Linked DNA regions of Homo sapiens: region 2 is linked to region 1. A link is an interaction called in ENCODE POLR2A ChIA-PET data of the cell type or tissue named here. Cell type or tissue: PC-3. All regions are shown on one strand. Each heading gives the region's core, and the rest is flanking DNA. Links, peaks and the distances in the headings are about the cores only.

What was found. ChIA-PET counts read pairs that join two places held together with the same protein. Peaks named below come from ENCODE experiments on the same cell type or tissue, not always from the same donor. Only the 100,000 strongest peaks of a DNase experiment are listed, where the experiment ranks them.
Region 2: POLR2A ChIA-PET joins it to region 1 with 5 read pairs; 11 of 35 experiments call an interaction of 5 or more read pairs at or near these places.

Annotation. Positions count from the first base shown.
Region 1 is chr16:69,018,759-69,023,148 of GRCh38, forward strand. TANGO6 (transport and golgi organization 6 homolog) reads left to right here. Exons shown (of 18, transcript NM_024562.2): 16 at 4,070-4,221. Among named protein-coding and RNA genes, the nearest start is that of HAS3, 85 kb to the right of the region's middle. In PC-3, for the core only: no CTCF peak of the experiment used is centred there; no DNase peak of the experiment used is centred there; H3K27ac peaks cover 2,639 bases.
Region 2 is chr16:69,108,203-69,112,592 of GRCh38, forward strand. It overlaps HAS3 (hyaluronan synthase 3), which reads left to right. Exons shown (of 4, transcript NM_001199280.2): 2 at 1,194-1,829. The coding sequence starts at 1,194. Among named protein-coding and RNA genes, the nearest start is that of HAS3, 4.7 kb to the left of the region's middle. RefSeq lists an enhancer at 1,161-2,130. In PC-3, for the core only: no CTCF peak of the experiment used is centred there; no DNase peak of the experiment used is centred there; H3K4me3 peaks cover 1,934 bases; H3K27ac peaks cover 1,883 bases.

The sequences.
Region 1 (4,390 bases), core at 255-4,254:
AAAAATATTAAAAAGAAAATTAGCCGGGCGTGGTGGCGGGTGCCTGTAGTCCCAGCTACTCAGGAGGTTGAGGCCCGGGAGGCGGAGCTTGCAGTGAGCCAAGATCACGCCACTGCACTCCAGCCTGGGCGACAGAGTGAGACTCCGTCTCAAAAAATAAATAAATAAATAAATAAATCTGTATGTTTGATTTGTTAATAGTAGGAAAAGTTGTGTGTGTGCATATTTGCATACATAAATGGGAATACTGGTTCTGGTAGTTTCTTTCACTTTAACAATGTCTTGAGGAGAGCTTTTCATGTCAGTATATATAATTCTGTCATGTTCATTTTAATCACTGCATAGTAATCCGTAATATGGGTATACCATGGTTATTTAACCTTTCCTATATGAATTTTTTAGTTTATTTCTTCTCATTTTTCACGATTACAATTCACTAAATTCTTGATGCAGATGTCCTTGTGCAGATATGTAACTACCTCTCTAGGATAGATAATTAGAAATGCAAAGACTGGGTCAAAGAGTCTGAGATGACAATTCAAATCTCCTCTTTTCTATTCTGAAAATAGGTTATGTCTAGGTCATCAATGATTTAGTTTTGGCAGCATACGTTGATGTTAACAGGACAGAGGTGAGTCTTATGACTGCATGTAGTATGTTAGGAATTGGGAGCATTTTGGAGAAAGTACTCCTTTATCTTTTTCTTATACTGTATGGAAGGTACATTGTGCTTTGGACCTTGAGGGGAAAACAAAAACAAAAACGAAAAAAAACAAACTTCTTCGTCCTCTTCCTTCCAAGGGACTGAGACTAGCAAAGTCATGCTTTCGAGCAACCTCTGCTTGACTCTGTGACAGCATTTGCCACACAGTTCTATAATTGTCAGTACTTATCTGTTTATATGTACTCCTTAAACTTTGGGCATCTTCTTTTCTCCTTATTTTATTTCATTTTAGTTTTGTAGAGACAAACTATCCCTATGTTGCCCAGGCTGGTCTCAAACTCCTGGGCTCAAGCAATCCTCCCGCCTCAGCCTCCCAAAGTGCTGGGATTATAGGCATGAGCCACCGTGCCCAGCCTACTTTGGGCTTCTTAAAGGGTAAAAATAGTATTTCATCAGTTCTTGTATTCCTAGAATATTAGCATGATACCTAGTACATAATTATGTTTTGTTGAATAAATGAATGAATTCAATTCAATATTACCATTTCCTGTACCTAGTACAGTCATGTGTTGCTTAACAATGGGAATACATTCTGAGAAATGTGTAGTTAGGTGATTTTGTCATTGTACAAACATCATAAAATGTGCCTACACAAACCTAGATGATATTATATTTATATATATTTTTTATACAGAAAATCAAATGTCCCAGTGTCCCAGCACCATTACTGAATACTAATTATTTCCCCAACTTGATCTAATACTAATTATTTCCCCAACTTGATCCCCAACTTGATCAGGTTTCTAAATGTGTGCTGCCCTACAATCTGATAGGACCAGTGTTGTATATGCAGTCCATGATTGACCAAAGCATTGTTATGCAGCTCATGACTGTATATGCAAAGACTGCTAAGACCTGATGGGATCAGAGATGAAGGAGTCAAAGTTCTACCCTCAAGGAATTTATAGTCTTATGGAAGAAACAGATACAGGCTTAAAACATTTAGGAACCAAGGCACGAGTGACAAATGTGATTTAAGTCAAAGCGACTTAAGCACAAAGTATTGTGAGACTTTCAAGGAGGGCTAATTGAAGCTCACTGAGGGGAAGAGGCAGGTTCCACAAAGAAAGTGGCATTTGAACTGGGCCTGGTAGGACAGGTCAGTGATTTATCAATATAGGTCATCATTTGGTGATTAAAAATAGGTGACTTTATGCTTGTAATCCTAACACTTTGGGAGGTAGAGGCAGGAGGATCACTTGAGTTTAGAAGTTCAAGACCAGCCTGGGCAACATAGTGAGACCCTGTTTCTACAAAAAAATCAAAAAATTAGGCGCGATGGCATACACCTGTCTTCCCAGCTACTCTGGAGGCTGAGGTGAGAGGATCACTTGAGCCCAGGAGATTGAGGCTGCAGTGAGCTGTGATCACTCCAGCCTGGGTAACAGAGCAAGACCCACCCCCCCTTTATATATGTATGTATGTGTGTGTGTGTGTGTGTGTGTGTGTGTGTGTGTGTGGTGTGTGTGTGTATGCGGAATCTTCTTATCACCACCTCTACTGTTGTCTTTCCAGCTACTTACTGTAGTAGGTTTCTACCTTGGACCCTTGTTCCACCCTGGACATACATGGTACCCAACAATGTGTTCTCAGCACTGCAGCCAGTGTGATCTTTTTGCACTCCTTTGCTCAGAATCCTCCAAAGGCCTCTCATTGTACTCTGAGAAAAAGTTCAAGTCCTTGCAGTGTCCTGCAAGGCCCTTCATGATCTACCCCACCTTCCCATCCCTGCCCTTACTTCTCTAGCCTCATCTAGGGCTTCCTTGGTGTTCTCAGACATGCCAGGCGTGCTCCTCTACAGGTTTTTACACTGGCTGTTCTCTCTTCCTGGTATGCTCTTCTCCCAGAAATGCACATGACTGATACGCTCACCTTCCAGTCTTTGTTTAAATGTCACCTTCTCAATGAAGCCTACCTTTACCACCTTTTTAAAACCTGAAGTCGGCCACCATTCCCATTATTCCTTATTTCCCTTACCTGTTTTACTTTTTTTGCCCCTATAGTATGTATTACCTTCTAACATTCTATCTAATTTACACTAGAATATAAGCCACAGAAGGGCAGGAATCATGGTCTCTTGTTTCGCAGCATATGCCAAGCATCTGGAACAATGCTTAGCACATACTAGGCCTCTCGTTAAATATTTGTCTAATAATCATAGTTCTCTTTCTCCAGGACCCAAATGCCTTGATTGTTTTTCACTCAATTTGCTTATCCAAGCAGACAGCAGGATAAGACAGGGAAAAGTAGGCTGATGATTGGGGTCTAGGGTCTAGCCTGGGGGCCACACTTTTTGTTTGTGTGACCATGGGCTAATTATAGTTGGGCTGGGTTTGTGAAAGTTTATTAAGCTATATACTTATGATATATACATTTTTTGTATGTATATGTAAATTTTTTTTTCTTTTTTTTTTTTTTTTTAAGACAGAATCTCACTGTGTTGCCCAGGCTGGAGTGCAGTGGCGCAATCTCGGCTCACTGCAAGCTCCGCCTCCCGGGTTCAGGCCATTCTCCTACCTCAGCCTCTCATGTAGCTGGGACTACAGGCGCCCGCCACCACGCCCGGCTAATTTTTTATATTTTTAGTAGAGACGGGGGTTTCACCGTGTTAGCCAGGATGGTCTAGATCTCCTGACCTCGTGATCCGCCCACCTCGGCCTCCCAAAGTGCTGGGATTACAGGCGTGAGCCACCGCGCCTGGCCGTGTATGTAAATTTTTTAAGTTTTCTGTAATAAGACTCTGAAAATAACTGCTAGTAACACTATGGGGAATATCTTCACATGTTTTATCTCTACATGTAGACTTTTGAGAATAAAATTGAGATTCTACATGCTTTTTCACAAAACCATACATCATGAATATTTTTCATAACATGAAATATTCTTCTGGAGCATGATTTTTAATGGTTATGCAAGTACTTTGAAAAGAATAAGACATTGGTCATGTACGGTGACTCACTCCTGTAATCCCAGCACTTTGGGAGGCCAAGGCAGATGGATAGCTTGAGCCCGGGAGTTCAAGACCAGCCTGAGCAACATGGCAAAACCCCATTTCCACAAAAAATACAAAAATTAGCCGGGCATGGTGGCATGCACCTGTAGTCCCAACTACTTGGGAGACTGAGGTGGGAGAATCACCAGAGCCTGGGAGGTCAAGGCTGCAGTGAGCTGTGATTGTGCCACTGCACTCCAGTCTGGGCAATACAGCAAGACCCTGTCTCAAAAAAAAAATAAAAACAAAAAGAATAAGACATCATGCAGTGAACTATGGAAATATAATTCTTCCTTTTTTAAGAAGTTGAAATTTTGTTTTAAGGGGTTTTGATTTCTTCCTTTTTCCTATAGGAGACATGGTCTCAAAGTACCGAGAACCTTTGATCCATACCTTCCTGAGGGGAGTGAGAGATCCTGATGGTGCTCACAGGGCCAGCAGCTTGGCCAACCTTGGGGAGCTGTGCCAGAGGCTGGACTTTCTGCTGGGCTCCGTGGTCCATGAGGTACTGTATTTTGATTCCTTTCTCTAAAGCGTGTTTTCACTTGGACCTACGATGCATCTTGAGATTGGGAGTCAGGAGACCTGGGCTCTTTTTGCAGATCTGCCACTGCCTCCCTGTGAGACAGGGCAAGTGAGCCATTGAACTTCCCAAGGCTTCATCTGTCTCACAT
Region 2 (4,390 bases), core at 391-4,390, 90 kb after region 1:
CCCTCCCCACCTGCTCTGGAGGAAACCACAGTCACCCTCACCACTAGGGTAGCTCTTCGGGGCCGGAAGTGTTTCCATTTTTAGGGAAATGACTTACCTGAGACATGAGGCAGGAATCCATTAGAACTCCCATTGTGCTATGGGGAGACCAAGTCTCAGAGAACTGGGGCAAGGTCAGGCAGCCAGGAGGCAGAAGTGCTGTCTTAAACCCAATTCTCTAGTGCCAAGTCCTGGGCTGTTATAAAATACAGCTGTTTCCAACAGGGGAGATGTTAGGAGCCCTGACTTAGTTGCAAATGGAAACCGGGCATTGTTTCCAGGAGTGGCTGGGCAGGGGGACACGCACAGAGACGCATGCTGCACGGGCACTAGGACCAAGCGGATGGGATGCCCAGGCAGCCACTGTGGAGGCTGCTGCAGTGGTGGCTGCAGTTCCCTGTGCTTTCTTCAGCCCTGGGCTCTAGGAGGCTGTCCACTCCCCAGCTTGCATTTCCTGGTCTGCCTCTCCCCCTGCTTTCCCTTTCTTTCCTGCCTCTCAAGTAAAAGGTGAGAAAGTGGAGGACACAGGGAAAGTTTCTCTAATAACTGTCTTGAGAAAGGGAAGCTGCTGCTTTTTCCCAATGCCCCTTTGTTTGCTGTTTCTTTTGCTCCTGCACTTTCTTCTTGGGTCTTACTGGTGGCTGCACTTTACTGGTGAATATCCCCTCCAGGAGTGGGTGCAGGGTAGGGGGAAGCTCTTAGGCCACTGGCTGCCTCCCTGGCCCTCAGGTGCCCAGAGCTGCCTCAGGCTCACCCCCTTGAAGCTTACCTCTTCAGCGCTTTGGGCCAGGTAGAGCCCAGTTCTGCCACCCACCAGCCAGATGTCACGTGACCCTCTGGGCCTTGGCTTGTCTACCCCAGTGCTACACTAAGGGCTTTGTATGTGTCGCCCATTTAACCCTCAAAGATGCCTTGAGGTTAGTCCTGCAACCCACATTTTACAGATGACGTAAGGGGGCACAGACATCAAGTGGCAGAGCTGGGATCTGAACCCCAGTAGTCTGGCTTCTGAGTCTACCAAGTCTTATGCTCAGTAAGCGGTAACGGTTTTGATCAGTGGGTCATGTCCACTAGTAACAGAGAACACCCATGCTCCCACGGACTGGAAATGCTGCCTCCTGCCTGACCCTTCATCTCCTGCCTTCTCTCGCCAGATGCCGGTGCAGCTGACGACAGCCCTGCGTGTGGTGGGCACCAGCCTGTTTGCCCTGGCAGTGCTGGGTGGCATCCTGGCAGCCTATGTGACGGGCTACCAGTTCATCCACACGGAAAAGCACTACCTGTCCTTCGGCCTGTACGGCGCCATCCTGGGCCTGCACCTGCTCATTCAGAGCCTTTTTGCCTTCCTGGAGCACCGGCGCATGCGACGTGCCGGCCAGGCCCTGAAGCTGCCCTCCCCGCGGCGGGGCTCGGTGGCACTGTGCATTGCCGCATACCAGGAGGACCCTGACTACTTGCGCAAGTGCCTGCGCTCGGCCCAGCGCATCTCCTTCCCTGACCTCAAGGTGGTCATGGTGGTGGATGGCAACCGCCAGGAGGACGCCTACATGCTGGACATCTTCCACGAGGTGCTGGGCGGCACCGAGCAGGCCGGCTTCTTTGTGTGGCGCAGCAACTTCCATGAGGCAGGCGAGGGTGAGACGGAGGCCAGCCTGCAGGAGGGCATGGACCGTGTGCGGGATGTGGTGCGGGCCAGCACCTTCTCGTGCATCATGCAGAAGTGGGGAGGCAAGCGCGAGGTCATGTACACGGCCTTCAAGGCCCTCGGCGATTCGGTGGACTACATCCAGGTAAGGGCGCCTCCCTAGGAGCGTGTGTACATGGGGATAAGTCTGGACAGCCTGGCAAACTCTCCGCCAAGAATCTGAGGTCTGGTCTAGGTCCCTTGGGTTGTGCACACACCTGTGCACTTAAGAAGGCAACAAGGTGGCCGGGCGCGGTGGCTCACGCCTGTAATCCCAACACTTTGGGGGGCCGAGGCGGGTGGATCACAAGGTCAGGAGATCCAGACCATCCTGGCTAACACGGTGAAACCCCATCTCTACTAAAAATATAAAAAATTAGCCGGGCATGGTGGCAGGCGCCTGTAGTCCCAGCTACTCGGGAGGCTGAGGCAGGAGAATGGCTCCTGGGGAATAAGGCGTGAGCCACCACACCCGGCCTTATTATTATTATTTTTTAAAGACAAAGGGTCTCACTATGTTGCCCAGGCTGGAGTGCAACGGCTATTTAAAGGCATGATCAATACGCACTATAGCCTCAAACTCCTGGCCTTGGGCAGTCCTCCCACCTCATCCTCCCTAGTAACTGCGATTACAGGCACATACACCACCGCACCCAGCTCCATGTTAGCCCTTTTAATCCTCTTAACACTCCCAGGGAGAAGTGCTATTATCTCCACTCATAGAAGGTGAAAGCAAAGCACAGAGAAGCTAAGTAACTTGCCTAATGTCCCATTGCTAGTAGGGTGCAGAGCCAGGATTTGCGCCCAGGCCGTCTGTCTCAAGTCTTCTCTTACCTGTGATGCAGCACTGCCTCAGCAATGGCAACGTGGGGCTGAACCTCTTCATAAGAAAGCGTGGTGAAGAGCAAAAGAAACCATCCTCAAAAACACTCAAAATATTCTAGTTATGGCCAAAAAGTCCCATTCTTCCTAGTGTCAAAGTCATGTCTGGGCGGTGAGAGACACAGGTGCGAATGACTAGCTTCATTTTGTAGGAGCATCGGCAGGGGCGGGACCCTGATTAAACCCTGCCCAGCTTTGGTCAAAGCAATCACTGACATAAGCCTGGAAATTGTACTAGGTTGATATGGTTTCCATCTTCAAATAAAAAAAACTCAAGAGTTGAAAAGATTAAAGACCACATCTTTCAGTACAAAGTAGAAACCCTAGGACCCTGGATTTCTAGGCCAGGATTTTTTTTTTTTTTTTTTTTTTTTTTTTTTTTGAGACAGAGTAGCTGGGATTACAGGTGTGCACCACAACACCCAGCTACTTTTTGTAGTTTTAGTTAGGGACAGGGTTTCTCCATGTTGGTCAGGCTGGTCTTGAACTCCTGACCTCAGCTGACCCACCCACCTTGGCCTCCCAAAGTGCTAGGATTACAGGCGTGAGCCACCGCACCTGGCCTAGGCCAGGATTCTTGATGGCATCCATGCTGCCTCTCTTCCTGACTCTGTTCTCTGACCTCCACGCCTGCCAGAGCAGGGTGCTGCCCATCACTTGATCAGTGCTTGAAGGTGCAGTGGCTGTCCTGCCAGCCCACCTGTGTACCAACTCAGTCTGCTGACAGCATTTTGAGTCCCCTAATACGATTTTTCTCTGGTGTACACACCTAAAATTAGCTCACTCAGATTGCGTGTCTGGCTTTTTTGACAGTTGTCTCTGCATGAGGGTTGATATGTTTATCTTTTTCTGGCTTCCTAGGCCCAGGACCTCCTCAGTCATGGAGGGAGTTAGGAGAGCTTAGCAGGCTGTTTTGACTGCAGTTCACCTGGGGTCGTGGGACCTTGTGAAACTTTCCTGGGGACCCAAATGCTTAGGGAAAAGCCCTTGAGCCCTGGCACAGGCTCAAGCCACAGTGACTTTGTCATCTATTCCCTTCAAGCACAGGATCTCACCCCCACCCCACCCTGCCATCTCCCTTTCCTGGCCATCTGGGTTCTGGTGGATCAGCAAACAGGCTCACACACCTGAGCTGTCTCTTTACAGCCCTGGGATCACTGCATAAGGTTGCCCTGGGCCAGAGCCAGTGAGCGCTTGCTGGATCTCAGCCTGTCTTCTAACCGCCTGCTGCGGAGGTATCTCTCCCTCCTAGGCAGAACTCTGCCCGAGCCAGTGGGGAAACCCAGGCAGCACGAGAGCTCTTCTTTCCCTAACCTTGCTCAGTTAGAAAGACATCCAAGACATCCCTGGACTGAAGGAAGCAAAGCAGCATATAAAGAATGGGCTAGGGCAGGGGCAGGGAGGAGCAGTGAGACCAGCAGAACAGCAGCAGTGCTGGGAGTCTTGGCCTGTAAGTGGAGGAGGCTCTGCTAGTCTGGCCTGAGGCTTCCTGGGCCCTTCCCAGGCATGGACCAGGATGTAAGGATATGCCTGGTGGGGAGGTGGGAAGAAGCACATATGAGGGACTCAGCCTGGTGCTGATGCTGTTCTGATTCCCCCTTAGCCTTCTACTGCTTATCTGTGGCCACCCTGTCTTCCAACATAGAGAAAGCTGGGTGGGGTTGTGGTGTCAGAGGCAGCCTCCTTTCCTGCAGGAATCTTACTCAGCAACTTTAATACAAGGATCTTAGGCTTCTACAGAACAGGGTTTTGGTTTATCTGTGGATCTCTTTGTTGCTCTCCTAA